Regions from separate parts of the Homo sapiens genome. Here regions 1, 2, 3, 4, 5 and 7 are each linked to region 6. The links are chromatin contacts, found by Hi-C or POLR2A ChIA-PET in ENCODE. All regions are on one chromosome and are shown on one strand. Each heading gives the region's core, a stretch centred on a gene start or an enhancer-like site at or near the end of the contact. The rest is flanking DNA. Distances are from core to core; before and after follow the strand shown. Region 1 holds the start of MELTF (melanotransferrin). Region 2 holds the start of PAK2 (p21 (RAC1) activated kinase 2). Region 3 holds the start of LINC01063 (long intergenic non-protein coding RNA 1063). Region 4 holds the start of SENP5 (SUMO specific peptidase 5). Region 5 holds the start of WDR53 (WD repeat domain 53). Region 6 holds the start of BDH1 (3-hydroxybutyrate dehydrogenase 1). Region 7 holds the start of MELTF-AS1 (MELTF antisense RNA 1).

Evidence for each region. A loop is a pair of places that touch in the nucleus more often than their neighbours do. ChIA-PET counts read pairs that join two places held with the same protein, here RNA polymerase II (POLR2A). Pooled maps may share reads with other maps.
Region 1: a pooled map shows a loop between it and region 6 (8-fold over the local background). The contact joins the promoter of MELTF here to the promoter of BDH1 in region 6. A Hi-C loop is called at or near these places in 1 of 37 single-sample maps with no recorded cell type and 7 of 50 pooled maps. POLR2A ChIA-PET finds 5 or more read pairs at or near these places in 1 of 52 experiments (H1).
Region 2: a loop to region 6 is called in a map of naive thymus-derived CD4-positive, alpha-beta T cell, with 14 times the contacts of the local background. The contact joins the promoter of PAK2 here to the promoter of BDH1 in region 6. A Hi-C loop is called at or near these places in 1 of 168 maps with a recorded cell type or tissue (naive thymus-derived CD4-positive, alpha-beta T cell) and 7 of 50 pooled maps.
Region 3: a loop to region 6 is called in a map of naive thymus-derived CD4-positive, alpha-beta T cell, with 5 times the contacts of the local background. The contact joins the promoter of LINC01063 here to the promoter of BDH1 in region 6. A Hi-C loop is called at or near these places in 1 of 168 maps with a recorded cell type or tissue (naive thymus-derived CD4-positive, alpha-beta T cell), 1 of 37 single-sample maps with no recorded cell type and 8 of 50 pooled maps.
Region 4: a pooled map shows a loop between it and region 6 (6-fold over the local background). The contact joins the promoter of SENP5 here to the promoter of BDH1 in region 6. A Hi-C loop is called at or near these places in 1 of 37 single-sample maps with no recorded cell type and 7 of 50 pooled maps. POLR2A ChIA-PET finds 5 or more read pairs at or near these places in 2 of 52 experiments (MCF 10A and activated B cell).
Region 5: a map of naive thymus-derived CD4-positive, alpha-beta T cell shows a loop between it and region 6 (36-fold over the local background). The contact joins the promoter of WDR53 here to the promoter of BDH1 in region 6. A Hi-C loop is called at or near these places in 1 of 168 maps with a recorded cell type or tissue (naive thymus-derived CD4-positive, alpha-beta T cell) and 9 of 50 pooled maps. POLR2A ChIA-PET finds 5 or more read pairs at or near these places in 1 of 52 experiments (activated CD4-positive, alpha-beta T cell).
Region 7: a loop to region 6 is called in a map of chondrocyte, with 5 times the contacts of the local background. The contact joins the promoter of MELTF-AS1 here to the promoter of BDH1 in region 6. A Hi-C loop is called at or near these places in 1 of 168 maps with a recorded cell type or tissue (chondrocyte) and 10 of 50 pooled maps. POLR2A ChIA-PET finds 5 or more read pairs at or near these places in 1 of 52 experiments (GM10248).

Annotation. Positions count from the first base shown.
Region 1 is chr3:197,028,567-197,032,563 of GRCh38, reverse strand. It overlaps MELTF (melanotransferrin), which reads left to right and starts at 2,747. Exons shown (of 16, transcript NM_005929.6): 1 at 2,747-2,910. The coding sequence starts at 2,862. RefSeq lists enhancers at 732-1,026, 131-1,330, 1,718-2,354, 2,355-2,991 and silencers at 2,525-3,014, 3,065-3,114, 3,305-3,484.
Region 2 is chr3:196,738,050-196,742,019 of GRCh38, reverse strand. It overlaps PAK2 (p21 (RAC1) activated kinase 2), which reads right to left and starts at 2,163. Exons shown (of 15, transcript NM_002577.4): 1 at 1,863-2,163. RefSeq lists a silencer at 1,583-2,372.
Region 3 is chr3:196,630,271-196,633,988 of GRCh38, reverse strand. It overlaps LINC01063 (long intergenic non-protein coding RNA 1063), which reads left to right and starts at 1,402. Exons shown (of 2, transcript NR_132101.1): 1 at 1,402-1,601; 2 at 2,344-2,485. RefSeq lists a silencer at 1,511-1,590 and an enhancer at 980-1,734.
Region 4 is chr3:196,866,395-196,870,248 of GRCh38, reverse strand. It overlaps SENP5 (SUMO specific peptidase 5), which reads right to left and starts at 2,329. Exons shown (of 10, transcript NM_152699.5): 1 at 2,176-2,329. RefSeq lists an enhancer at 820-1,321 and a silencer at 1,973-2,552.
Region 5 is chr3:196,565,945-196,569,913 of GRCh38, reverse strand. It overlaps WDR53 (WD repeat domain 53), which reads left to right and starts at 1,360. Exons shown (of 4, transcript NM_182627.3): 1 at 1,360-1,395; 2 at 2,607-3,037. FBXO45 (F-box protein 45) reads right to left here and starts at 1,254. Exons shown (of 3, transcript NM_001105573.2): 1 at 612-1,254. The coding sequence starts at 929. RefSeq lists enhancers at 1, 2,019-3,218 and silencers at 342-636, 758-1,297.
Region 6 is chr3:197,553,552-197,557,570 of GRCh38, reverse strand. BDH1 (3-hydroxybutyrate dehydrogenase 1) reads left to right here and starts at 1,603. Exons shown (of 8, transcript NM_203314.3): 1 at 1,603-1,790; 2 at 2,858-3,009.
Region 7 is chr3:197,000,905-197,004,879 of GRCh38, reverse strand. MELTF-AS1 (MELTF antisense RNA 1) reads right to left here and starts at 1,974. Exons shown (of 4, transcript NR_038285.1): 1 at 1,907-1,974; 2 at 910-1,278; 3 at 521-783; 4 at 136-386. MELTF (melanotransferrin) reads left to right here. Exons shown (of 16, transcript NM_005929.6): 15 at 781-979; 16 at 1,429-3,140. The coding sequence ends at 1,508. RefSeq lists silencers at 1,016-1,415, 1,456-2,245, 2,396-2,475.

The sequences.
Region 1 (3,997 bases), core at 1,498-3,997, 530 kb after region 6:
AAGAGTGTAAAATCTTCTGACATCACACGACTGCAGGTGCTGACACCCCAACCAGTCAGCAAGAGCGTAACATCCTCTGACATCACACTACTGCAGGTGCTCACACCCAAACTTTCTCAGGGCACACCAGCCTTCCAAGGGTTCCCCAGAATAAAAACTATTTGGCTTGTTCTTAAAGACATTGCGGGCCATAGAAATAGACAGACAGAAATTATGATTTGTTGAAAAATATTTTTTCCTAAGTACAATATTTTACTTCGTTTTGGGTAAAGGATTTCACCCTTTGCTGGCTCATTAGCCACTACCTGCTGATGGACCTTCTCAGTCTCCTGTCAAAGGCCCCCACTTTCTGAGGCTGCCTGTAGTGTATTCCCTCCATGGGATGTACTGTTCCTCGATTCCCTGACAAGCAAGCTCAATGCTTCTGGGCACTCTGAATCCTTGGAGAGCCAGAGCTGTGTCTTTGGCAAGAGTGGAGAAGAGCTCTTTTTATTTCATATTATGGGGTAGGGTCAGGGAGACTCAGGCAGAGCTGCTTAGGCCCCAGAATCTGATCGAAGTGTCAGTGAAACCAGTTCCTTTAGTCTGTATGCTCTCCCTCTAATCTCAATATGAGTCTAGAATGGGGACCAAACTAACCTCAGCTTCTGCTCCTCCAGAAGGCTGTTTGTGGGTTAAACTACTGGCTTATTACTCTCTCATTACATCCCACCCATTTCTCTGGCACACCCAAGTATGTCCGGACCCCAGAAATGGCAGAATCCTGGCTCAAGCTGAGGCAGACTTCCCCATTCCACAAAGGTGATGCGCGTTCATGCCAACCCTGGGCCAACGGGCCCGATGTAGAATCCCTGAGAACCCAGAGGCAGCAAGTTCACTGATGAGTCACAGCTGAATGACACCCAAGAGATAAGGGAAGAACTTCATTGTGAAAGAGCCCAGCAAACCTCTTAGGTTATGGTTGTTCTCACTCCCTATCAGCGTCACGTGGAGTTTTGCCAAAGGAAGGACTTAGTCATCAAACAGATCCTGCCAGTCATCTGGTGGCTCCTGGAGTGTGCCAACTGAGCCTTTCTATCCTCGTGGTCAGGAGAACGAGGCTTGTTAAGGACTCTTCTATTTATTCCATCTTCTTAGGACAAGCCATCAGCCCCTCTAGCAAGGCTGCCTGCTAGTCCATTCGGCACCTTTGTGCAAACTAGGAAGAAGGGATCCATCTGGGGGGATGGAGAAACAGCTTCCACAGCACAAGTCCTCCAGAGCAGACAGGAGACGGAAAGTATGGCACGTCACGGCCATCATGACCTACCTTTTACATGTGGGGAACAAGCCCAGAGAGGGCGACGAACTCGCCCAGGGTCTGTAAGTCGCTGGTTTTTAAAAAGTAGAGCTCGAGTCTCCTGAAGCCCAGCCCATGTTCCTTCCCCTGATCCAGTGTGTGATAAGCAGTAGCTTCATGGCCCCATAGGAGGGAGGCCTTCCTTCCCCAGGGCGCAGAGCAAGCTCAAGGACAGACAAACTCAGAGGGATGTCTTCTCTCTCACTGTTGTACTTACCCATGTCAGAGAGAGACATCATTTCTGAGTCTCAGAGGGGCTGATGACATAAAGGTGAGGCCTAAATGGAGGCAGGTGACTAACAATGTCTTCAGTTCATTCCCCGCATCCCCAACCACATGGGGAGTGCCGCTTTTGCCCGCCTGCGACAGTGGTTCTCAACATTTGCTGTGCCCCGAAATAAAAACAGATTGTGGGCCCCGCCCCCAGAGCTGTCGATCCAGTGGGTCGGAGGTGGGGCCTGAGCACTTGCATTTCCAGCAAGTTCCAGGGTGATGCTCACGTTGCTGGCCTAGGGACCACACTGAGAACCACTGTCCTAGAAATACGGTCAACCCACCCTTTCCTCCCTCACCTTCTTCACTCTCTTCCTCCCCTTCTCCGCCTGTTTCTCCTTTTCCGCTTCCTCCAATTCCTCTCTGGTCCTCTTCTCACCTTCCAATCAGCTGGCTCTGCCACTGACTGGATGCCTGACTCGGGCAAGTCACCTCCCGTCTCTAGGCCCGAGGAGAGGCAGTCGGCTAGGCCGAGATGCCCCTGCCCGGCTCCCCCCTCGCCAGGGCGCTCGGCCTGGGCTCCCCCGTATCCCAGATCCTCTGTGCAGCTGTGGCCGAGATGCCCCTGCCCGGCTCCCCCCTCGCCAGGGCGCTCGGCCTGGGCTCCCCCGTATCCCAGATCCTCTGTGCAGCTGTGGCCGAGATGCCCCTGCCCGGCTCCCCCCTCGCCAGGGCGCTCGGCCTGGGCTCCCCCGTATCCCAGATCCTCTGTGCAGCTGTGGCCGAGATGCCCCTGCCCGGCTCCCCCCTCGCCAGGGCGCTCGGCCTGGGCTCCCCCGTATCCCAGATCCTCTGTGCAGCTGTGCTGGGAGGGAGCTGCTGCGTGAATGAGATCATCCTCCAGCTGCCCTCCAGCCCCGACTCTGGGATTCTGACCTCTCCTTCCTTCCACGTCTGAGCTTTTCTCTCTCCAGTTAGACACGGTATCTGGAGTCTTTCTAGGGCGCGAGGAGGGGAGGATACCCTGGAACGCGGGGTAGGAGGCTGAGGCGAGAGCCCCGAGCAGCGGCGCCCGGGCCCGAGCGGGAGGCCTCCAGCAGGGGGCGCGCCGGGGCCGCCCAGGGGCGGGGTCCGGGGTCGGCGGGAGGTGACCTGCGCCCCAGGGGCGTGGATTCCGCCCGGGAACTCGCGGCCGCACTTAAGGAGCTCGGGCCAGCGCGAGGGGGAGCAGGGAGGAAGCCCGGCTGCTGCGGACCTCCTCGGACCCGGACCCAGCCCCAGCCCGGCCCCAGCCAGCCCCGACGGCGCCATGCGGGGTCCGAGCGGGGCTCTGTGGCTGCTCCTGGCTCTGCGCACCGGTGAGGCCCCGCTGTGAGAGCCAAAGGCGGGCGGGGGTCCCGGGGCGCCGCGGCCCGGCTGAGCAGGTCCCGGGGCTGGAAATGTGCCTGAGCCTGCGGCTCCGGGGCAGTGAGACGGGGGAGGCAGGGGCTCGGGGTCGAGTGAGGACGGCGGAGGGAACTAGCACTGAAGCGCAGACGGGGAAGTCTGGAAGGCTTCTTGGAGGAGGCGGCCTCGAACACCCGAGGCTTCCGACGCTCCAAGGAGAAGCGCGGGCTGAGGCGTGGTGGGGAGGCCTCGGGGTGTGGAGAGGAGCTCCCGGAGGGCGGCCCCTCCCGACGGGCGCAGGAACTCAGGAAGACTTTGGGGGCTCGGAGCAGCTCTTTCTCCCGAGCCCCCGCGGGAGAAGATTCAGAGGGACTGACCGGCAGGCGCGGGAGTCCGCCCGGGGGTTTCTGGCACATGCAGGGATGGAGGTGGAGACGGAGGCCGGGTCCCCTCGCGTCGGCGCCCCGGGGAGTCAGGGCCCGGGATGGTGGGACGGGAGGCGGGACCTCGGGGAGCGGCTCGCGGGGATCGCGGGCGGCGACCGCCGAGGGGATGGAGTTCGTGGCACCGCTGTGGCCGCAGGCGACGCACTCATCAATGCAAACGATGAAGCCACCGCCACCCCCGCCCCGTCTGAACTTTGCAGTTTCCCGCCTGGGTGGTGGGGGGCTTGGAGCGCTGCGGAGGGGAGGGCAGTTCGACTTCCCAGGCCTCCGCCAGGAGTGGGGAGGGGAGGGCTGTGGCGGAAGCTTCAGTCTCGGCCCTTGGGCTGGTGGGGCTGCCACGGGAGGGTGACCTGGTTTCGGGCGGAGTCATGCGTTTCCCTCCCTCCTGCACAGGCCTCTGGCAGTGCTGGCTGGGGCAGGGTGAATGGCAGAGGAGCTCAGGCCTGAAAGTCATCGGCCCCAAGGGGCTCCAGCACCCCTTCCTCTGGGCCCCTAGCCTGGGAGCTCTCGGGGACTCTGACCCGGTCAGATCCTGAGGCATAAGCAGAAGTCCACTGAGGATGTGGGTGTCTCAGGCTCTCTACAAGGGGGTTTACTTTCAACACAGAAGGTG
Region 2 (3,970 bases), core at 914-3,413, 820 kb after region 6:
ACTATAAACTTAATTTTGAATTTGGGTTTGCAAGGTTAGTATTAAATAGCACGGAGTCCAGAATAGTATCTCTCTCTGAATGAGAGTAAACCATAAACCAAGGCCCTAAGGGAAGTGAAATACCCAGGAACTCTTCCTTCATAAAAATATCTGCTGATTAGAAGAAACTGGCAGAGAAGCCAACATCTACAGACCAAGTTTCAAACTCCAACAAAACTCCAACCTTTCTACACCTTAATCCCTCAGGCCAATAAAACATCCATTAAGTTAAGGACAACTGATACTACTATTTAAGAAATGATGACAGTATTGAAGCTGAGTATTGGAGCCACTTTTTTCAGAGCCTTGCTGGAGGGAAAGGTAACAATGGGCTACTTAGTGAAAACACAAAATACACTGAATTTAGGTCAACCTGTTACCAAATCGGAAAGTTGGTTTAAGACCTACATCTATTACAGGTTCACTTTCCGTAATAAGTGTCAATCAATGTGCTTGGCTAATAAGTAGCTCGAAAGATTTAATAGCCGAGGATGACACAGTGAAAAAGTTGCCTGAAATCCATACTCCTAACAGAACATGAAAAAGGCTCTTCATATATACACGAGCATGAGTGGGCTTTACAGAAGCCACAGACCTTCTGGCAAAGTTGACAAGTTTTAACCTGCTTTAAAAATTACTATTCACTGCCTTCATCCCAATGTAACTTTACTGAGTGTTATTCTATTGGACAACCCTACAAAAACAAAATCCCCAGAGCAAATTCTTGTACATTTCAATATCCTGCCTACTTATAAGAGCGGAAGAGTCGAACACAGCAGGGGAAAAAACGTGACGTGCACAACCTTGATCCAAAACACAGCTCTTCGTAGTTTAATTTTAGGCCTAACCATTTTGTCTTTTTATAAAGGTTAAAAAAGAAAACAAAGAAAGGACACATCGCCTGTAACGCAGAAGTGAGATAATGATATCAACCGGAGTTCGTTATTTATCAAGGGACAACAAATCACGCTCACACTGCCCAGGGAGAGTACTACTAAAATTAAGATACAAGGATGGGTACAACCTCACACCCACTGACGATGACACGCTTCTGTTCTTGGATGACTTATCTTTAAAGAATTAGTTAAAAGGTTGAGTGGCAACGTTTTGTGTTTGTGCGTGCGTGTGTTTCCAAGAGAGCCAAACATGGTGAAAAACCAATCTTAACTTCACCTAAGTTATCTAAAGAAGCAAATTTCACCCCTAGGCTGAAGCTCAAACAGGAGCGAGGAGAAGCTCCGAAAGATCAGTTCGTAAGCGGTGGCCCTCAAGCGCCCGGGACGCTCTACGTTTTTACCAATGTGGAATGTGGAAAAGAGGTTACAGGCTGGAGCTGAGAAAACAGTCAAGCTACTCGCGACAATATTCCTGAGCAGTGAAACGGGTGAACAGAGAGCGAGCAAGCAGGGGCTGAGAATCAGTGAGAGGAAAAATCAAGGAACAAAACCGGAGAGTCTGGTCCAGCATTAAGAAAACGGAGCAAAGGAAGAGGGTGAAACGCGAGGGGAGGGAAGACCGAGAGTCGGCAGAGACCGTGGTGCCGCGAGGTTCAGAGCAGGGCTGGGTCCAGGAAGAGTCAGACCTCCGCAGCCCAGCGAGCTTCCCATTTCTGGCTAAAGCCAGCGAAGAAAACGGCCCTGGGGAGCAGACAATGAGCCACCGCCCCAGGAGCTGCGGCTCCCAGCACGCAGGTGGCGGCTCCCCGGCCCCGCGCGGGGCAGGTCGGCCGTCCCGGGCCGCTCCCGCCCGCCAGGCCACGGAGAAGGAAGGAGGAGGAAGAGACCCGGCCTGCGTCCCGCGCCGGCCGGCCTGTGTGCACTTACCCCGGGCAAGGCAAGGTCCCCGCCCCAGCGAGGCGCCTCGGTCAGAGCTCCCGGCGGGCTGCGGAGCCGCCCCGGGCTAGCGCGCGGTGCGGGGAGGGGAGGGGAGGGAAGGGGAAGCGGGGCGGGAAGAGACGCCGCGCTGGAGCAGCCGCTGCTACCGCTAGGCCCAGCGGCGGCGGAGTCCTGCGCACGCCAGGGAGGGGAGGGGAGGGAGCCTTCGGCAATGGCGACGGCCCGGGCCGGAGGGGAAGCGGAACAACCGCCGCCGCTGCGCGTGGCCACAACCCTGGGGGAGGAAGACGGCGGGGAGCGGGGCGGGGCGGGGCCAGAACCCAGAACCCCTCCCGCCCCGAAGCCGGAGCTCCCCGGGGCGGAGACGAGCGCCACCTCCCATGGGCAGGCCCGCGCGGGGGCCGCTGGGAGTAGTAGTTCGGTGATAGACGTTGCTTTTATTCCTTGGGTAGTCTTTGTATTGAGAGGAGCAGCCAGTCCCTCATTTAATTCAGCATTGTCTCCAAGCAGGTCTCTGCCGACGGAAGACGCTGACAGACGATTGCTGTTATACACATCTGCTCCGCGACATTTGTTTCTGGGAATTCATCCGTTATCCATTTTGCTTTTTTGCTTACAAATTCTTAACTAAAATTTTGCTGCTAAATTAAGTATCACCTCCTTGCAAATTAAGACTTCCCTATTTTATCCACGGAGGAGTTCATCAATGTTTCACTTATTCTACAAATATTTGAGTGTCTGATATGGACTAGACACTGTTAAGCATCAGAAATACAAGGGTGGTTCAGGTGCGGTGGCTCACGCCTGTAATCCCAGCACTTTGGGAGGCTGAGGCAGGCGGATCACCTGAGGTCGGGAGTTCGAGACCAGCCTGGCCAACACGATGAAACCCCGTTTCTACTAAAAATACAAAAATTAGCTGGGCATGGTGGCACGCATCTGTAGTCCCAGCTACTCGGGAGACTAAGGCAGGAGAATCGCTTGAACCCAGGAGGAGGAGGCTGCAGTGAGCCAAGATCGGGCCACTGCACTTCAGCGTGACAGAGTCGTCATGCCTCAAAAACAAAACAAAAAACACAAAAGAAATGCAAGGGTGAACACGATTCACCAAGCCTTTGTGGAGCTTATATGAGGACGCAGTAATTAAAGTAGTCACACCTGGTATAAGAAAAAACTTGGCGAGGTTACTTTGGATAGGGTGGTCGGAGAAGGCCTCGTTAAGGAGGTGACACTTAAGGCAAGAACAGAAAGAGACAGCAATAAGAAGCACCCAGAGAAAAGCAATACAGGCAGGAGAAGAAAGAAAAGGGCTTGCTACGGTCAGTTAAGAAGGCCTGTGTAGCTGGGGCCTAGAACAAGAAGGCGGTACTATTAAGAAAACACTACAGCAGACAAGATTCAGGTCATGAAAGATCCTGAATGCCATGGTAAAAAGTCTATATTACAAAAAACCATTAAAAGGCTTTTTTAAGCAGGAAAGCGATGTTACCTGGCTTACACTTTAAGATCACTAGACTGCAATGTGGATAATGGAGTATAGAGATGCAAGAATAGAAGGGAAATAAAGTAGGAAGGCAGTGGAAAGAAAGAGGAATTGTGCTTCTCTATCAATGTAGAGCAAAAAACTCAATTGATGCAGTGGGTACAGGAGAGAAAGGAATCAAGGAGCAACATGGCACAGTAAGAGATAACCTGAAAAATGCTCTGATTATTAAACACACAGAAACACTGGATAAATAAGACATCCTTTCAAAGGCATAACTTGCAAGAATGAAAATAGAATGTTTCTGACAGTCTTCCAAATTTCACACTCAACCTGAAGAAGGGGCAGGACACCAGAGTGGTAAGCAGGGCAGTGAAGCCATGGTTGTGTTGAGGGCACCTACTTATCTCAGAAATCTCTAGAGTTTTAATAGGTGCACAGGAAACTAAAGACAAGGACTTGGGCCTATACAAGAAGTCAGGACTGTGATCCTGCATAGGACTGGAAATTCAAGGCGCTATACCCTCCAAGAACAGACTGGGGGGAAAAAAAACCCTATGCTAGCCCAGGGAGACACACAGGACATTTGTTTACTTTGGCCTGCAGTGGGCTT
Region 3 (3,718 bases), core at 153-2,652, 920 kb after region 6:
CCATGGTCTGGTCCAGGGCCGAAAGGACCTTGGGGAAAATGGGCACGCGGTGCTGGGAGAGTCCTGGGAGCGGGAGAGCACGAAGGGCACAGCCGCTGGGACAGTGCAGCCCAAACTTTCTGGAAGTGTGAACTGGACCCTCCTGGGGTGGGACCTGGCATGGGGTAGGACACTAGGGATCCAACAAGGAAAATAAGGCCATGCCAAGGAGGAGGCTGCAAGGGGATGGCTTTGTGGCTGACTCTGTCCAGCGTTTCCCATGGGGCGTCCCAGCTCATCTTTGCAGTTTTGCCTTCCCCCTGGACAGTGAGTCCTGCCAGGCAGGGTCTCTGGCTTGTTCACATTTGTATATATCCCCAAGAATACTTGGTCTAGCACCTTGTAGGGGCTCAGCACAGGCTAAAGTGTCATTTGCTCTAGAGCTGTTGGAGAGGTTGAGGACTTAGTCATTTGTGGTCATTGATAAGTCCTCTTTCTTTTCTTTCTTTGCTTTTTTCTTTTCTTCTTCTTCTTCTTCTTCTTTTTTTTTTTGACGGAGTTTCGCTCTTGTTGCCCAGGCTGGAGTACAGTGGCACGATCTCGGCTCACGGCAACCTCCGCCTCCTGGGTTCAAGCGATTCTCCTGCCTCAGCCTCCCAAGTATCTGGGATTGCAGGCATGTACCACCACGCCTGGCTAATTTTTGTATTTTTAGTAGAGACAAAGTTTCACCATGTTGTCCAGGGTGGTCCCGAACTCCTGACCTTAGGCGATCCGCCGGCCTCAGCCTCCCAAAGTGCTGGGATTACAGGTGTGAGCCACCGCGCCCGGCCGAGAAGTCCTTTCTCATAATTGGTGAATATAAATCCCGGAGTCCTCACCACAGGCTCCGGGCCCTGCATGATCCGGGCCCCGCTGGATTCGGCCCCTTCTCTGCTCCCTCTGACTTCACGCCCTATCACTCTGCTCCTCACTTCCTCTGCAAAAAGCCTAGCACCCTCCGGCAGCTCCTCCTTGGAGCCGGCTCTGGCTCCAAACAAAAGATACCCAAACAAAGGCAAGAAAGTGGTGAATTCCTAGAACCGGGAGGGCGCGGGCTCGGGGGCCAGCTGCAGGTTCCTGAGACGTGGGAGAGGAGGAGGAGTGAACACAGACCGCAGGCCAGTGAGTGGAGCAAGGTGCAAACTGCCAGAGAGCGGAGGCCCGGCCCGAAGACCCCAGACTCGCCTCCCGCCCACCCGCCCCCACGTGAAAAGGCACCAGATCCTAAGCGCTAACAGCGAAGGGCGGGACCGGCAGAGGGCTCCCTGCGGCGCCTCTCGAGGCGCGAGCGACCGGAAGGAAAGGCGGGAGGCTCAGCAGCGCGGCGGTGGGAGGAGCGCGCCCTTGCTGATTTCATGGAGGCCCGGGGCCGCGGGCGCTGTTCTCCTTCCTGTGCCGAGTGTGGTTTGCTATCAAGCGGTGGCAGTTCAGCCACAATCAGGGGCAGGGGGAGGGAGAGGCCCCCCGAAGAGGCAGAGGCCCTGCCTCGGCCGCCCTGAGCCTGGAAGGTGATTGGCTAGAGCGACTCCCGGCCGGGAGCGGAATGAATGGCGGGGACCGGGGCCTCTGGGTGGTGCGAGGTATGTTGGGAGGTGCGGGTTTTAATCGGCAGTTGGGCAGTTTAGCCACACGGGCCGGGGGCAGGGTGGGGCTGGCAGAGAAGGGAAGCTGGTGAGGCGGAAACAGGGAGGAGTAGGTTTTTCTTTCTTCTCACACCGGCAAACCAGAGGAAGCTTAACCTATCGGAACCAATTACTAGCATGAACCTAGCACTGAGCTCAAAGGCTGAATTTTAGACCTTTCACTGCTCCCATGCACACCCTGCCTGGTCACGGCTTCTCACCGTCTTTACCAAGATCAGTCACACCTGTGAAGCCCTGCTCATTCATCTCGCCAATTCCCTTCTACAGGACCCAGTGCCCAGACGCCACTACCCAATTCCCCCAGCCTTGGAATCTCCTCCTCTCTGCCAGGTCCTCACCACTGTGTTCTTGGCGATTTCACTAAAGATTCACCTCCTCAAAACTGGCCCCAATTAGTCCCACCCTGTTCAACCTACTATCTCCACTTAACGGCAAATGGCACCTGACACCCTCAGAAGTCAGACTCCTGGCAACTACAATTACCCAAAATACGGCAGAAAACTGTCTCGAAGCCCAGGCAACTGATTCTTGGGAGAAGCTGACTCATGCTTGGCCTCTACCTAGAGAAATAATTCATATTTAGAGCTGTGAGAATAGATAGCAAAGAGAGAGTAAGAAAAAAGATGCATAAATATGTACTAACACGTTTTTATAATTGCTTTTGTGTTCTTCCTGACAGCATCATGTTGCCTTTTAATATGGAGCATGTGCCATAGCTCTCCAGGAGAACCCCTCTGTGTCACAGCGAACCTCAGTCACTGACACTCAAAAGAAGGAATTATTTCAACTCAATAATAAACAAATAACCCTATTTTAAAATCAGCAAAGGGTGTTACCACATTTCCACAGAAGGTATACAAATGGCCAGTAATCATGTGAAAAGATGCTTGATATCATTTGTCATCAGGGAAATGCAAATCAAAACTGCAATGAGAGGCCAGGCGCTGTGGCTCACACCTGTAATCCCAGCGCTTTGGGAGGCTGAGGCAGGTGGATCGCTTGAGCCCAGGAGTTCAAACCCAGCCTGACCAACATGGTGAAACCCCGTCTCTACAAAAAAATACAAAAATTAGCCGGGCACAGTGGCCTGTGCCTGTAATCCCAGCTACTCAGGAGGCTGAGGCAGGAGACTCACTTGAACCCAGGAGGCAGAGGTTGCAGTGAGCCGAGATTGTGCCATTGCACTCCAGCCTGGGTGACGGGAGTGAAACCCTGTCTAAAAAAACCCCAAAAACAAAAACTACAATGACATATCACTTTATATGCACTAGGATGCCTAGCATCAAAAGGTCAAATAAAACAAGTATGTGGAGAAACTGCGACCCTCATACACTGCTGGTGGGAATGTAAGATGGTGCAGAAACTTTGGAAAGGAGTCTGGCAGCTCCTCAAAAGGTAAAAGCATGGAGTTATCAGGTGGCTCACAAATTCCATTCCTAGGGACCTAAAAGAAATGAAGACATGCTATACAAACACCTGAAGACATGCTATACTAACACCTGAAGCCATGCTATACTAACACCCGAACATGAATGTTCAGAACAGCATCATTCATGATTACCAAGAAGTGGAAAAAACCCAAATGTCCATCAACTAACTGACGAGTGGATACAGTATATCCATGCAGTGGAATTTCTTTTTCTCTTTCTTTCTTTCTTTTCTTTCTCTTTCTTTCTTTCTTTTTCTTTCCTTCTTTCTTTCTTTCTTCTTTCTTCTTTTTTTTTTTTTTGATGGGATCTCTTTCTGTCACCCAGGCTGGAGTTCAGTGATGCTATCTCAGCTCACTGCAACCTCCTCCTGGGCTCAAGCGATCCTCCCACCTCAGCCTCCCCAGTAGCTGGGACCACAGGTGCCTGCCACCACACCCGACTAATTTTTTGTATTTTTGGTAGAGATGGGGTTTCTGCCCAGGCTGGTCTTGAACTTCTGAGCTCAAGCGATCCACCCGCCTCAGCCTCCCAAAGTGCTGGGAATACTGGCTTGAGCCACTGCGCCCAGCTATGCAGTGGAACATTTCTCAGCCATAGAAGAGAATAAAGTACTGATACATGCTA
Region 4 (3,854 bases), core at 1,080-3,579, 690 kb after region 6:
TACATGTAAAGCACTGTGACCACCTTACCAGTTGACCCTTTCTGAGCGTCTACCAAATTCTTTAAATCAGTGACAGAGTACAATCTAACCAAGAAAAGAAAAAGGAACTAAAAATTCGCAAAGACATGCTTAATATCGCAAATGCCAAGGTGATCTACTTCAATCAGATGTTTGGCAACTAGAGAAGCACAGAACCCCGTTCTCAAACTGAGCTCCATAGGAAGCTGGCTAATAACACAAAGTAAATGGCCATGCATGCCAGGATGAAGGAGGCAGAAAGGCAGGCCTGTGTATAGAGCACTGGGTTTATGACAAGCTAGAATAAAAGCAAAATATTGTTAAATTTCAATTTTTCTATGATTTTTGAAGGATTCACATAATGGCCTACCAAAAAAAAAAAAAAAGGCTGATTTAGAAAGTAATATAGCCCAGGCGCAGTGACTCACTCCTGTAATCCCAGCACCTTTTTTTTTTTTTTTTTTTTTTTTTGAGACGGAGTTTTGCTCTTGTTGCCCAGGCTGGAGTGTAATGGCACTATCTCAGCTCACCACAACCTCGCCTCCCGGGTTCAAGCTAGTCTCCTGCCTCAGCCTTCCGAGTAGCTGGGATTACAGGCATGCGCCACCACGCCTGGCTAATTTTGTATTTTTAGTAGAGATGGGGTTTCACCATGTTGGTTAGGCTGATCTCGAACTCCCGACCTCAGGTGATCTGCCCGCCTCGGCCTCCCAAAGTGCTGGGATTACAGGCGTCAACCACCGCGCCCGGCTGATCCCAGCACTTTTGAGAGGCGGAAGCAGGTAGATCACTTGAGGTCAGGAGGTCGAGACCAGCCTGGCCAACATGGTGAAACCCCATGTCTACTAAAAATACAAAAATTAGCCGGGCGCGATGGCGGGCACCTGTAATCCCAGCTACTCTGGAGGCTGAGGCAGGAGAATCGCTTGAACCTGGGAGGAGGAGGTTGCAGTGAGCTGAAAAGATCGCGCCACTGCACTCCAGGCTGGGTGTCAGAGTGAGACCCTGTCCCCCCTCCAAAAAAAAATTGTGAGCCCAGGTGTAAATGAAGCCCCCCTCCCCAGCACCCTCCTCTACATACCAAGCTTTTCTCCTAGAAAAGATGCACTGGGAAAAAGCTATCTTGAGTAAAGATCAAAACTGATATAAGCCATCCCTCATATACCAATAATATGCCATCAATAAGCGTGAGACATGTGGATGGCTAGGAGAGAGTCTGGTTTCTTCCTGATGCTGCCCACCCAAAACAGAGACTGCAGTTAGGCTCTGACCACACGAGCGCCTGGCATCTCTAGGCAACCTTTTCCATACCAAGCTTAGTTATTCCGGGCAAAATGCAAAAAAAAAACATAAGTAGGAACCTATCATGAAGTGTCCTGGATATTCTTAAATTAAATTTAACCAGATTCTCAAAACATTTCATAACTAACGTCTGCTTTCTTCATTTAATTCTCCAAACATTATAATTTACATTGGTAGAAGAAAGTCCCACTTTACCTGCGGTGAAAAAGGTCGAAATGTCTATCTAGCATGAGATGAAAAACACTACCAGAGAGCAGGGTAGGATTTCACCTCGGCTATTCTCGCTCTAAGTCCAAAACTCCCACATCCTCTCCGCATCCCTCCACCCCGACAGAGTGGCCACAGGGCGTAGAGCGGAGGCTGATACCGCTCAGAGCAGACCGAAGGGAAAAGACGTCTCCCACCGCGCTCATGCCCAACCGGGCTCTCTGGAAAAGGGTCCCGGGGAGCGCGAGGAAAGAAACGAAGGCCGGAAGGAGGCAGAGCGGTCTAAGCAAATAAAAACCCCGGACTTCCACGGCGGCCGGAGCTGGAGGCCTGTGACAGCGGCTCCTCCTCTCAGAGCTTTCCCGGCTTCAGGAGGAGCTGGGGGGCGCCAGCTTCCCGGTGCCTGCGACGCACAGCCCGGCTGGAGCGAGAGCGCAGGGCAGCGGCCCCTCGGGACGAGCTCGCTCGCCTCCCCCGGAAAGGGAGGCTGTGGCCGAGACGGACGGCGGCCTCCAGCTCGGGCGGGGGAGGGCGGCTCGAGGCCTCCGGACCGGGCGCTGAGGTGGCGCACCGGCGCGGGAATGGCCCCAGCCAGCCCCGCCAGGCGATCGCTGAGTCCGTCACTCGTCTGCCCGCGTCCCCGCTTACCTGCTACCCTCGTTCCTGGCAGCTGCCCCGCCGCCGGCCCCGTCGCGGCAGCAGCCTGGACCGCGGACCCCGCCTTCGTCAGCTCCAAGGGAAGCCCCGCCAGCGACGAGGCGTCCGGCCTGTTCGCCGCGGCCACAGCCGCCGAGCTTCCTCTGAAGCGGCTGCCGCGACGCCGGCGCTGGCCTATCGCGTCACCTCCTCCGCGCCCTTCCGCCTGCGAGGCTGGGCCTGGCACCGCCCGCTTCCGGCGCTCCCGCCCCGCCTCCCGACCCGGGGCCGCCCCGCCCCCGCCCGTCACCGCGTCCTTAGCCCCGGCCTCCCTCAGAACGCGCTGGGATGGGAACCGCGTTCAGGAGCTGCTAAGCGCGTTTGAGACTTCAGCCCCTTCTCCAGCTTTTAACCTAAAAGGGCTAAATCAGACCGCAGCTAGTGTACACCCCTACCCTCCGCTGATCCCGTCACCCCTGCGCCGAAAGCAAAAGACCCATTCCAGCTCTGGACGTTGTGAGGCCTGGCCCAGGCGTCCGCTCTCTGGTTTTCCTATTGATCTTACCCCTGGTATTGTGATTGGCCTCTTTATCTATGTCTTACCCGCCCCAACTGTGAATGCTTTCCAAAATTATAAGCCGATGTCCTGACAGGCAAAAACATAATAATAGCAGATTTATGGCGGAAGATGAGTTCAGTTTTGAACATACTCGATCTGGAAGAATAAAGTGGAGGTGACTGCAATGGAAAACCAACAGTGCGTTGCTGAGAGCCTGTGTAGGCAGTAAGGATATGCATTGATGGTGGAGAAGATAAAAACAATACCGAAGCCAACTGCAGGATGGTTTGCTTTTAATTATCATCATGTGTCAGAAAATTCTAAACAATGTTAATGAAAAAGTACTCCTTTCCAAACAAAAGCTTTGTTTAGTCTTAGTTCTAAGCAATGGCTGCAATTACTGTTGATTTTTTTTTCTTTTTTCTTTTCTTTTTTTTTTTTTTCCAAACAGGGTCTTGCTGTCTCGCCCAAGCCGGAGTGCCGTGGCACACCCTAGGCTCGCTGTAACCTCTGCCTCCTGGGCTCAAGCGATCCTCCCACCTCATCTTCCAGGGTACCTGCGACCACAGGCTCCTGCACCACGCCCGGCTAATTTTTTATTACTATTACTATCATTATTTTTGTAGCGATGACATCTCCCTATGTTGCCCAGGCTGGTCTTGAACCCCTGAGCTCAAGTGATCCTCCCACCTGGGCCTCCCACAGTGCTCGAATTACAGGCGTGAACCACCACACCAGGCCCTCTCACTTCTTTTTAACAGTTTCTCTTTGTCAGTGATTTTTTTTTTTTTTTTAGAGGAGTGTCGCTCTGTCGCCCAGGCTGCAGTGCAGTGGCGCCATCTCGGCTCACTGCAAGCTCTGCCTCCCGGGTTCACGCCATTCTCCTGCCTCAGCCTCCTGAGTAGCTGGGACTACAGGCGTCCACCACCACGCTTGGCTAATTTTTTTTGTATTTCTTTAGTAGAGACCGGGTTTCACCAAGTTAGCCAGGATAATCTCGATCTCCTGACCTCGTGATCTGCCCGCCTCAGCCCCCCAAAGTGCTGGGATTACAGGCGTGAGCCACCGCACCCAGCCTGTTAGTGATTTTTAGCCATTTATTTTGTGCCCTATCTTTGTTTTCTTTGTATTT
Region 5 (3,969 bases), core at 111-2,610, 990 kb after region 6:
AAAGCAGTATGTTAGGTGGTGCCCGTGGACGTTCTATAAAAGCCTGTATCTTGTAAGTGAGCAGGATGACTAGAACTACACTCACTTGTAAGCCTCCAATATAGTGGAGGGAACTAAAGAGAACTTGGGGGAAAATAATGAAAACAAATGGTTAAAAATCAGAGCTTGGAAAAGATGAGATAAACGTGGAGTGAAAGCAAACTAGAAACTTAGAAACTTAGAAACTAAGCCCATGTTAAGGTGGCCGGGATTATTTAATATAATGAAGTCTATCTGGAGGCCGGGGAGAAAAGTAGGATGAGGGCATTAAAAGGTACAAGAGTGGTGGTCTGTCTTTAACGGGGAAAACTGTCAAAAGTTGAATGAGTGAGGCAAACTACCTAGTTGTTTGAAAAGTGGATCACGGAAGTGGGATGGGTTAAGGAGCAGAACTTCGATCCAAAGAAAAGAGAATCTTTATCTTGGGGGGAGGTGAGGAAGATACTGACTGGAGCCGTGGAAAGGCGGGCTGGTGAGGCGAAGCTTCTGACTCAGAAGCTCGGATGAGAAACACCGCGAACGACGCCGGGGAGCGGGACTGGGGGCAGCGGTGTGGCCCGGGGCTCTCTCACCTTGGCCTTGTAGCTGGGCAGGTTGCACAGGATGTCCGTGCGCAGAGCCTCTTCTGCCAGGCTGCGGGCGCACAGGCTCCGCCACACCTCGCTGTTCTCATCGCCGTGCAGGCAGCGGTACCAGTGCTTGCACACCAGGGCGCAGCTCCGCAGCTCGGACAGCTCCAGGTAAGAGAACACCAACTCCAGCACCCGGCTGGGCAGCCGGCCCCCGGCCCCCGCGGCCCCAGAGCCCGAGCCCGCGCCCGCGCCCGCGCCGCCGCCGCTACAGCCAGCGCCGCCCGAGGCTGCCCCAGCCCCCGGGGCCGGCGCCGCCATCGCCTCACCAGCCGGCCCTAGGGCCGCCGCTGCCGCCGCCGCTTCCCGCCGTCTCTGCTCGGAAGGCCAAGCCTCGCCCGGAGACCGGAGCGGCTCGCTCACCGCCCCTGTCAGTGCCAACCGCCGGCGCCTCCACCACTCCCGCCCCTGCCCGGGGGCGTCCGCCGCGCGCCCCGCCTCACTGAGGGCAGACGCACCGGCTGCAGGGGCGTCCTCCGCCCCTCCTCCGCGGCTCAGCGCGGGCGCCGAAACCGCCCGACTCGCCCGGCCTCTCCGCGGCGCGCCAGCGGCTCCGCCATGCGGGTTGAGGGCACGAAGCAAGGGCGCACGCCCAGCTCGTTCGCGGTTCCTCTCGGCCCCGGATGTGACTGTTTGGCTGCGCCGCCTCACGCCTGACGCTCGACGGGATTGGGCGCCGGCGGGTGAGGTTATCACTAGGCGCCGAGGAGGGGAGCGGGAAGCGCAGGTATGAGGCTGGCGCCGGTGGCTTCGATGCTGCTTTCCGGTGACTTCGATGCTGTTTTCCAGTGCTTTTTCCTTTTTCTGGTCTGGTGGCTCCGCGTCTGCTCTCCTGGGCTCCCTTTCCTGTGACGTTTCCCTGTGTCCGTTAGGTCCTTGCTTCAGACTCCAGCTCAACGCATGAAACTTTTCTCTCCTTGCTTGCCGGGTCCTGGCTCCCCAACCTTTTTGTGTAGCTTGGGCAGCGGAGGCCGTCTTTACCTGGTCAGGCCCTCTCGTTCTCCCTAAGTATCGGCACTTAGCGAACGTCTGTCCCTGTGTGCCTTCGCAAAGTAAGGTGGCTGCGACTGAACACCCCCTCGCCCAAACGTTCGAGTGCCATTTGAGCGCTAATTAAGTGCTGCCGTCTTTTGGACAAGATGTGGTCTTTACTGGATCCACCGCTTAGTAAGCAGATGAAGGCAATGTAGTTTTAGTCAATTAAACATTCCAATAGGGAGAATGACGTGGAGGCTATAATTATAGATGGATTCTTGGAAGGGGAAGAATTTCAGCATCCCAGCTTGGGCAACATTGCGAGGCAGTGTCGCTACAAAAAAATAGAAAAATTAGCCGAGGGTGGTGGCGTGCGCCTCTGGTCCCAGCTACTTGGGAGGCTGAGCCCGGGAGGTCGAGGCTGAGGTGAACCGTAATCGCCCTGCTGTGCTCCAGCCTGGGCGACAGAGTGAGCCCCTACCTCACACACACACACACACACACACACACACACACACAAGAATTTCAGCATTATTTGATTATACTACGATTTCCTAGGTGGCCCCAAAGTTTTCCGACAGCCTTTAAAGCATGCTTAGTAAGAGAATAATAATAACCATCATTTGAGCCACGGTGTGAACCAGGCACTGTATACTACGTCATTTACGCAGATTTTTATATACGTAATCCTCAAAACAACTCCATGAGCTGAGTAATTAAAATAATAGGGTTCACAGACTCCCTTGGTCAACTCCAATGTCTTGGAACCTTTATGTAGTAAGAAATCTTTTCTGAAGCTTCTTGCTATGTATAATCCATTTCTTAGTCTCTAGTAAAAGCAAAGGAACGGTGGCTACCTTCCCTACCCTCTGATTCATGGTGTTTGATTATTATTTGCCTGTCCCTTCTCCTCATGTCTTTTTCACCAAGTCCAGTAACCCTAATTCTTTTCATTCTTACCAGTGCCAGCGCCACAGCCCTTCAATCATTTTGGTTGCTATCCAGCTTCTCCACATCAAGTCCAACTTCAGAAACCCCAAGCCTGTAGAGAAAAGTTGACCTGTGCTGACTCTGGTGATGGTGACTGTCTCTCACTAATTTCTTTGAAGTCTTCAAGGATAAGCAGAGTTGATCCATCTGAGAAAGGGATCATGAACTAGACAGAATGAACAGCCTTAGAGGCACAGACTCTTGAACGGGACGGTGGTGGTATGACTAGTGCAGAGTGTTTAGAGATCACTCAGTTTTTAAAGACTGGCCTTTATCGTGTCTCAGTGCAGCCGAGGCAGAGCCTTTGAAGGATGCGATGTTGTCATTCTTACTAATCTAGTCCAGCCGCTGAGGTGACTTTCAACGGCAGACCGTCTCCTGAGCGCCCCAGGTAGAATTTCAAAGTAAGATTACCCTTCTCAACCCCTCCTTTTCTTTTTTACAAATCTTTCACCTGCTCATCACCCACCCCACCAAGCCCCTTCCCCATGTTCAGTACTCTCATTCTGCGCTCTGGCTGATGAGAACTGCCGGCTGTGGCACTTCACCCTTTTAAAAAATGCTCTCGGCCGGGTGCCGTGGCTCACGCCTGGAATCCCAGCACTTTGGGAGGCCGAAGCGGGCGGATCACCTGCAGTCAGGAGTTTGAGACCAGCCTGGCCAACATGGTGAAACCCCATCTCTACCAAACATACAAAAATTAACCGGGCGTGGTGGTGCATGCCTGTAGTTCCAGCTACTCAGGAGGCTGAGGCACAAGAATCGCTTGAACCTGGGAGACGGAGGTTGCAGTGAGCCGAGATTGCACCATTGCACTCCAGCCTGGGCGACGAGAGCGAAACTCTGTCTCAAAAAAAAAAAAAAGAAAAAAATGCTCTCAAAATAACTCACCTGGCAGGGCACAGTGGCTCATGCCTGTAATCCCAGCACTTTGGGAGGCCGAGGTGGGTGGATTGCTTGAGCTCAGGAGTTAGACCAGCTTGGGCAACATGGTGAAATCCTGTCTCTACAAAAAATAAGATAATTAGCTGGGCGTGGTGGTGCATGCCTGTAATCCCAGCTACTTGGGAGACTGAGGTGGGAGGATTACTTGAGCCCCGAAGGTGGAAGTTGCAGTGAGCAGAGATTGGGCCACTACACTCCAGTATGGGTAACAGAGGGAGATACTGTCTCAAAAAAAAAACACAAGAAAAAACTCACCTTTCCCTCACCCACTCTGTGTGATTTCTTTAGGTATTAGAAGGAAGTGATCTATTATCTAATTAAAGTAATTTACAGTAGGATATGATTAACTGCTGTGCTTAACGCTTTAGGCAACTCCATAGGAAAAGAGAAG
Region 6 (4,019 bases), core at 354-2,853:
GTTTCACCACATTGGCCAGGCTGGTCTCAAACTCCTGGCCTAAAGTGATCCACCCGCCTCAGCCTCCTACAGTGCTGGGATTATAGGCGTGAGCCACCGCACCCGGTCTACAGTTTTCTTTAAATCTTCATCATGCCAGTACTTCCCTCCTCCTGTTTTCATCTTCCTGTATTTGCAAGTTTCATTCATTCTCTTCATTCTATTCATTCCTTCTCTGTACTTTACCTAAACATAGTTGTGAACCCCCAAAATCTGAGCCAGATCAATTTAGGAAGTTTATTTTCCCAAAGTTAAGAATGCACGCAAGTGAAATGGCCTCAGGAAGTCCTGACATGTGCCTAAGGTGGTTGGGACACAGCTCGGTTTTATACATTTTAGGGAGACATGAGACATCAATCAACATATGTAAGATGAACATTGGCTCAGTCTGGAAAGGTGGGACAACTCGAAGCAAGGAGGGAGCCCCCAGGTTATAGGTAGATGAGAGACAAATGGTCGCATTCTTTCGAGTTTCTGATGAGCCTCTCCAAAGGGGGAATCAGATATGCATTTATCTCAGTGAGCAGGGGGTGATTTTGAGTAGAATGGGGGCAGGTTGGCCCTAAGCCGTTCCCAGCTTGACTTTCCCCTTTAGCCTAGTGATTTGGGGGCCCCAAGGTTTATTTTCCTTTCGCGTAGCTTCGCCACTAATGTGTCCTGGTGTCTTCTCTCCTCAGCCTGTTTCTCATCCTGGAAACTGAGGTGTGCTGGCGCAGGGCGATAGCGCAGTGGGGTGGGGTTGGGAGGAAACCCTTATCTGTGGCCGATGGCCCTCCGTTGTTCTATTATTAAAACTCTGGGAAACTGCTATTCTTAATTTATTTTTAAAGACCCTGAGAAGCAAATCTTTAATTTTTTTGTTTTTGTGAGACGGAGCACTCTGTCGCCCAGGCTAGAGTGCAATGGTGCAATCTCGGCTCACTGGAACCTCCGCCTCCTGGGTTCAAGCGATTCTCCTGCCTCAGCCTCCCGAGTAGCTGGGATTACAGGCGTGCGCCACCGCGCCCTGCTAACTTTTGTATTTTTAGTAGAGACTGGTTTTCACCATGTTGGCCAGGCTGGTCTCGAACTCCTGACCCCAAGTGATCCACCTGCCTCAGCCTCCCAAAGTGCTGGAATTACAGGCGTGAGCCACCGCCCCCGGCCTTTAAATAAATTCATCTGATCAAAAGAAATTTAAAAACCAACCAACCCTAATGAGCTCTAAAGACAGCAACACGCACAGGACCTGGAAAGAGCCTCTTCCTCACCGGAGTTTTCCTCACTTCAAGGAGCGGCGCCTTCACCCTCCGGCCTCAGCCCGCGAGGCTGCAACCCTTTCCGCACCTGGCTCCATCTCCCTGGCCCTCGCCCCCGCCCAGCGGTCGGGGAGCGAGAAGGCGGCGGGGGATCTGGCGCCCGGCTTAGGGGCGAGACGGCCGCACCGGGAGCCTAGCGATCAGGGCACCTTGGGCGGGAGGAGCGCCAGCCGGGCACCCAGCGCGGAGGAGGCGGCTCGGCGGCCCCCCGACAGCCACGCCGCCGTGAGCCCCGCCCAGCGTAGCCCCAGCGCGCGCTTCGCGTGTAGAAGCGTCCGGGTGGCGGAGGCCGCAGGCCGCAGGAGTGCTGGTGGAGGGGCTTCCAGAAAGACCCTGCGGCAGCGCCCCCCCTCGGCTCTCCCCGCAGGAGAGCGGGCACCTGCGCGGCGCCGGGTGAAGGCGAGAGCCTCGGCGAGCCCTCTGCAGCGGAGCCCCCTGCCCATTTGGTTTTGGGTAAGAGGAGGGGTCCGCGTCTCTGCAGCTCGGGCGGGATTCCCTGGCGCCCTCTACTCGGTTTGGTTCGGCCTCACGTGTTCCTTTAGCTCCGAAGCCGGGATACGGGTGGGGAAGGGGGGCTCGCGCCCTACAGGCCGAGCCCTGCGGCCGCAGCGGGGTAAGGGTAGGATGGCCGATCGCGCCCAGACCCCAGGGAGTCTCCCTCTCGGCTTTTCTGCCGGCGTCTCCAGCAGCATGATCTGGCATTTATTATTCGGAATAATGTGCCAGGCAGGAGGAGGCCCTGGGTTAAACACGCGGCCCTGCAGCTCCCAGGTGAAACGACTCATCGTTTCCTGCCGGCGCATCTTACTGAAGGGGACCCAGGCCCCACGAAGGGAAGGAACCGTCCTCAAGGTCACGTCGTAGTCAAAGGCCGAGCCCAGACCGAAGCCAGGTGTCCTGCCTTCTAGCCCCGGGCTCTAGGCCCTGTCCCCTTCCCGACCGAATCTCCCAGTCCCGTCCGCGTCCCTCCTCCTCCTCCTCCTCCGGGGTCCTCCGCAAGGCTCTGTTCCCGGGGTTTGGGGAGTCCTCCCTCCGCGCCACAGCGCCCTGGGGAAGAATGCTGGACAGCAGGCAGGCCACAGGGCCGGGGAAGGAGGAGGAGCCGCGGGGACAGGCTGGGGATGCCAGAGTGGTGGTGGGCCCGGGACTGGCCAGGGTGGGAGTCCAGGCGGCGCACCCGCGCGAGGACAAGGGGGCTTTGGCTGGGCGGTGCTGTCTCAACCAATGGGAAGCGTGGCTCTGGCCGAGCCCCCCTCTCTCCCCGCCCTCCGGCCGGCCGTTGGGGAGCGCTGCTCTGGGATTGGCTGCGCCGCCGTCTCGGGCGTTCTCGCGCTCTGCTTACGTGCTGACGCGCGCCTGATAGATACCCTGTGGGTTTGAGCGCTCCGGTCGGTCCCTAGCGGCCCAGGCGCCTTGGGCGTGCGTCCTGCGCGCGGCCGCCTCCAGGCTGCGCCCTTCTGGGGAAGTGTTTGGTGCTGCGCGCGGCGTCGAACTCCGCGTTTTTTTTTTTTCTTTTCCAGCCAGTCAGCCTGGAAATCTGCCTGTAGTCAGCTGATGCAGAGTCACCCTGCAGTTCCTACTTTGAGGGGTTGCAGAAGCACATATTTCACTATGGAGGGCCGCCTGCAGGCCTCGCGCTGACAGGATCTTTTGTGACGCTGCAAATGTCCTGGTCAGTGTCCTTCTTTCTACAAGAGGCGTTGGAGCCGGGCTCTGCATAGGGCGTATATATCCCTGGCCGCCAAGGAAGCTGACCCTTGAAATTTGTGAAGCTTTCATATTCACTCAATACACATTTACAGAGCCTCTACTTCCTGTCAGGCGTCACACAATAAATATTCGGAGGAGCAAGAAGAGAGTGATTCAACATTTGGGTCTTGTCTGTAGGGTGCTCACAGTCCGGGTGGGGATTGGTGGTAGGATGGGGGCTTGTGAATGTTTATAAACAGAAATCCCTCGAATACGACCCTGGCTAGGTAGGTGCAGTTACAGAGGCACAGAAGGGAGGAGATTGGGCGAAAGATTTTTGAATTAGGGGATTAGAAAAGGCTGCTCGGGAGAGTTATCTGAACCAGCTAGGACTTGGTCAGATGCAGTCAGTTTGGTATAGGATGAGCAAGGCTCGAAAATTGGAAAGTACAGGGCTTGTTGAGGGATGGTGTAGCAAACGGTTGAATGAGTAGAGGAGAAAAGTATAGTTGGAGATACGGTTTGGAGGAGCCAGGTGAGGACTCGGGGGCTCAGCTTGTGTCCTCGGGTTTGAAATGCAGTAAGCACTTGTGAATAGAAAGGCTGCTTAATCATTTGCACTACTGTCATTTGTTACACCTAGACCAAACATCTTGGAAATGGCTTTGATTCTTCCTTCTTTCATATCCTACACTCAATCTGTTGGTAAATGGTAGCGGACTCTACCTTCAATATAAAGCCAGACTTACCAATTCTAATCAGTTCCATGGTTTTCACCAAGGCTGGTGTACATTTCTAAGGAACACGTTTTCACATCTCACTGCAGTGGTGCAATATACAACCCTCATGACTGCACATGGTGGCCCTGGATTACTGCCACAGATCCTAATGGGTCTCCCTGCTTCTGCTCTAGTCCATCCTCAACTTATTAACCCAGTGAGAGTTACCTTTTTAAAAATGTAAGTCTGATAATGGCACTCCTCTTCTTAAAAC
Region 7 (3,975 bases), core at 725-3,224, 550 kb after region 6:
CATTTTTCTGGGGAGAAGGCTGACAGCTTTCATCAGATCTTCAGGAGGATCTGCGAGTCCCTCCAAAAAGACTGAGAGCCACCTGACTCCTTCGTTCCTCCTTGATCAGTACTTAACACTTTACATAGACATTCATGCATGTTCTCCAGATGTCCTTTATTTATATTCGTATTCATAAGTTCTCATACTACTTCTGGTCTTTTTAGTAGCTCTTTTAGGGCTGTAGCCACAGAACGGTCATTCTAGTGATTCTGAGCAGGGTGGAGAGGAGTGCAGCATCCCTGGGCGGGTGGGTCAGTGAAGACACGCCCAGCTCACCTGATATTCTGTGACTGGTTGCAGAACACAAGTCCCTCTCGAAATTGTTTAGGTTTGTGGGGAGATATCTGTAAGACAGAGTGAGAAAGCCTTATGGAAAAGGCCAAGAAGTGCTCAGCAGGCCTAGCAGAACGCTCAGGAATCCCACCCACACCATCCCTCATTTCTGGGTCTTTCTTCCTGGACATCTCAGGCCTCAGACCTGCATCCAGGAGCTGGAGCACCGCAGTGCTTCTGAACGCCTCTTCCAGTGGCACCTGCGGGCCTAGTGTCCCCACACCCGCTTGGGTGACAGAGGCCAATCAGTTGTCAAGCTTATGACTTCCAATCAGAGTGGTGGGGCCCTGAAATGACTTGCTCTTTGGGTCACTGTATGTAAAGCAATTTGCAGCTAGCGGCACTGGGCGGGTGACCCTGCCTGAGCCCAGTGAGGAGCAGGTCGTCTGCCTGCGGTGCTTCCAGGACCTGTTTGGAGACGACCACAATAAGAACGGGTTCAAAATGTTCGACTCCTCCAACTATCATGGCCAAGACCTGCTTTTCAAGGATGCCACCGTCCGGGCGGTGCCTGTCGGAGAGAAAACCACCTACCGCGGCTGGCTGGGGCTGGACTACGTGGCGGCGCTGGAAGGGATGTCGTCTCAGCAGTGCTCGGGCGCAGGTAGGACAGGCCCGCCCTGCCGCCTCCCCTGGTGCTATTCAGACCCCTTCACCCCAGAACCCTGAGGGAGCGGGGGGCGCTGCGGGTCCGGGGAGGCGGGTGGAGGCCCGTTCGCAGCAGTCCAGGTGGGGTGTCCCGGGAGGATTTTGGCCAGGAGGCTGCGGGCCGGGAGGGCGGGAGCCCGGCGGGTCTCCCAGACGGACCTGGGTAATGAGTGTGAACGCTCAAAACGGCGGCGCGGGGAGGATCTGGGGCCACGGCAGAGACATGCGTGTGCTGCCTTTCTGGAAAGAGCGCATCTGGAAGGGCAGCAGGGGAAAGGAGCACAAAGAGGGAGGCTGCGGCGAGTTCGGTCCCGAAAGATGCCCCCACCCCCACCCCAGAGCGGGCGCCTGAGGCGGCCACCGCGGCCCGGGCTTCGGGGCCTGACCCGCCGCGTTCGTCCCCAGCGGCCCCGGCGCCCGGGGCGCCCCTGCTCCCGCTGCTGCTGCCCGCCCTCGCCGCCCGCCTGCTCCCGCCCGCCCTCTGAGCCCGGCCGCCCCGCCCCAGAGCTCCGATGCCCGCCCGGGGAGTTTCCGCGGCGGCTTCGCGCTGGAATCCAGAAGGAAGCTCGCGAAGGCCGGGCCCGGCGTGGGCGGGAGCAGGCGCCTCCCCGGGAGCCCCGCCGCCCACGGGCGCCACCTGGCGCTGCTACCTGAGGCGCCGCCCCCGGGCCCGCGCGGCCCTTCCCGCCAACCGCCGCCTCCCGCCACCTGGAGCCGCGCGGGCCGCGCCGGAGGAGGCCGGTTGCCCAGGAAACCGCTGAGTCCGGGCTTCCCGCCGCCCGCCCCGCGGTGTCGCCCGAGGGGCCCGCCCGCCTCCTCCCCGCAGCCCCGCGCCCCCGTCCGCGAGGCCCCCTGGGGACGCGGTGGCCGCCGAGGCGCCTACACCCGCAGGCCGCGGCCAGGCCGTCCCAGGAGGCCCCGGCGCCAACGGGACCCGGCGCGTGGGACAGCGGCCTCTGCTGGCGGCGGCGGGAGGGAGGCCGGACCGGGGCGACGGGGAGAAGCCTTCGCCCGCGGGACCGTGTCCGGGGTGGGGGCTCCAGTTCCTCCGACCGCCCGTGCGCTGGGAGGGAGGCCGAGCCCGGGGAACGCCGCGTGCCCTGCCTCGTCCCCCACTGTGGCCGCGCCAGCTCCATCCCGGGCCAGCCGCGTCCACGGGCCCCCTCCCGAGTCTCCTCAGGCTCTCGCCTCCCCTACCCCCGTGGGATGCCCACCGCCCGCACCCACGCCCGAGCCTGGCGGCAGCAGCCGCCCCCCGCCTGAAGGGAGCCGGAGGTGACCCAGGCCGCGGGCTCCCGAGGCCCCTGAAGGGCTGCGCGTGGGGACCCGCCATGCTTCTGGGTTCCGAACGGGGGTGAGCTCCGTCTCCTCACCCGGCCCCGCACCCGCTGGGCCTGGGGACCCCTCACTCCCCGTGCCCGCCCCTCCGCGAGGCAGCAGAAAGCGCCCGGCCGGGGCCTCTCTCTACTCCATCTTGCCACAGTTGTCTGAGAAGCCAGAAAAAGTTTCCAGAACTGGCAGCCCTTAAAAAAAATGAAGAGGAAGAGAAGAAATGGGAGCAGGCAGCCCTCGTCAGCAGACCGGGAGCCGCGTGGGCGCGGAGCCATTTGCATTCCGGTCTGCGGGGGCTCGGGGATGCTGGTGACAGGCCCGGTTCCCGGTGGCTCGCCCCCACCTGCGGGCGTCGGGAAGGATCCCTTCCATCTCTCAGCCGCAGAGGAGGCCCTGGCAGCGCCCCGGCTGTAGCCATGCAACCCCGAGGAGTCCCGGGCACCTTCACCCCACCGGGAGGGGCCACAAGGACCTGGGCCTCGGCCACCAAGCTTTGTCCCCTCTCGCTGTGGGGGGCTAGTGATTCTCCTCCGACCTGACGATTGCTTGGTTTTTTCAAAAGGGAGTTTTGTGCGGTGAGAAGTGTGTTTCTGTGTGGCTAACTCTGGGCTAGCGTGCCGTGGCCATTGAAGGTGTGGCCTGCGTGGGTGCAGTGTAAGTGACGCTGGATTGTCAGGTGGCAGCAGGGGACCCCTGCTGTGTCAGTGCTAATGAAACATGTTGGTTGGTTTCTAAAATAAAGCCAAACAAGCCAGCACATGCAGAGGCTTGGACCCTGATAGAAACTTCTGCTGCCGATTTCTTTCGTTTTGTTAGGCACTCAAAGGCCTACCTGCTCCACCGAGAAGGGCAGATTCCATTCTCCAAGAGCCAGTCAGGGACCACTCTCATCCTCTAGTCAGTGAGGCCCCCCGCGCCCTTCTTCGACCTGGACTGGTTCTCTGGCTCTTGCAGGGCCTCCGCTGCCCTGGCACATTCCAGCTGCCTCCACCCCATCAGGCTCTGGGGTGTCTGCCCTTCTGTGGATGGGTGCAGAGAAGGGTGCAAACTTCTCTGCTGCCCCCTGCCCCACACCTCCAAAATAAGCGGCCCACATCTTTTCTCTGGCAAGCTCGCTGCTAACTCACTGGAGGGGGGCGTGGGGAGCGGATCTCCCAGAGACCCTACAGTGGGTGCTCTGTGGTATCTACTGAGGTGGGGGTGGGCCCGGCTGGTCTTCATCAGTGCTCTGCTCTCCCTCTGGAAGGGGAGGTTTTCTCTGCTTCCCTCTCTCATGGCTTCACTTGGCCCCCACACCACCACCCCTCGCCGCTGTGGCCATCTCCCAGAGCCAGGTCTTGCCCACCACTGCACACAGGCCATTTTCCATGAAGTCGGCTCAGTTATCACAAAGCCAGTCAATTCCTGGGGACCTGGATGGCCAGAGTTGACCGACTTTGTCTCTGCATCACATGGACGAGTCTCAGCTGCACAGTCACTCCAGCTCGCCTCATGCTACCACTTCCCTACCCTGAACTTCTGGAAAGGAAAGTTAACCTTTGGGCACCCTAGCCCCTCATCTGAAAAACACACAGTACGATCACCAGCTTGGTGAGGTGGTTGTGAAGATCCAGTCTAAGA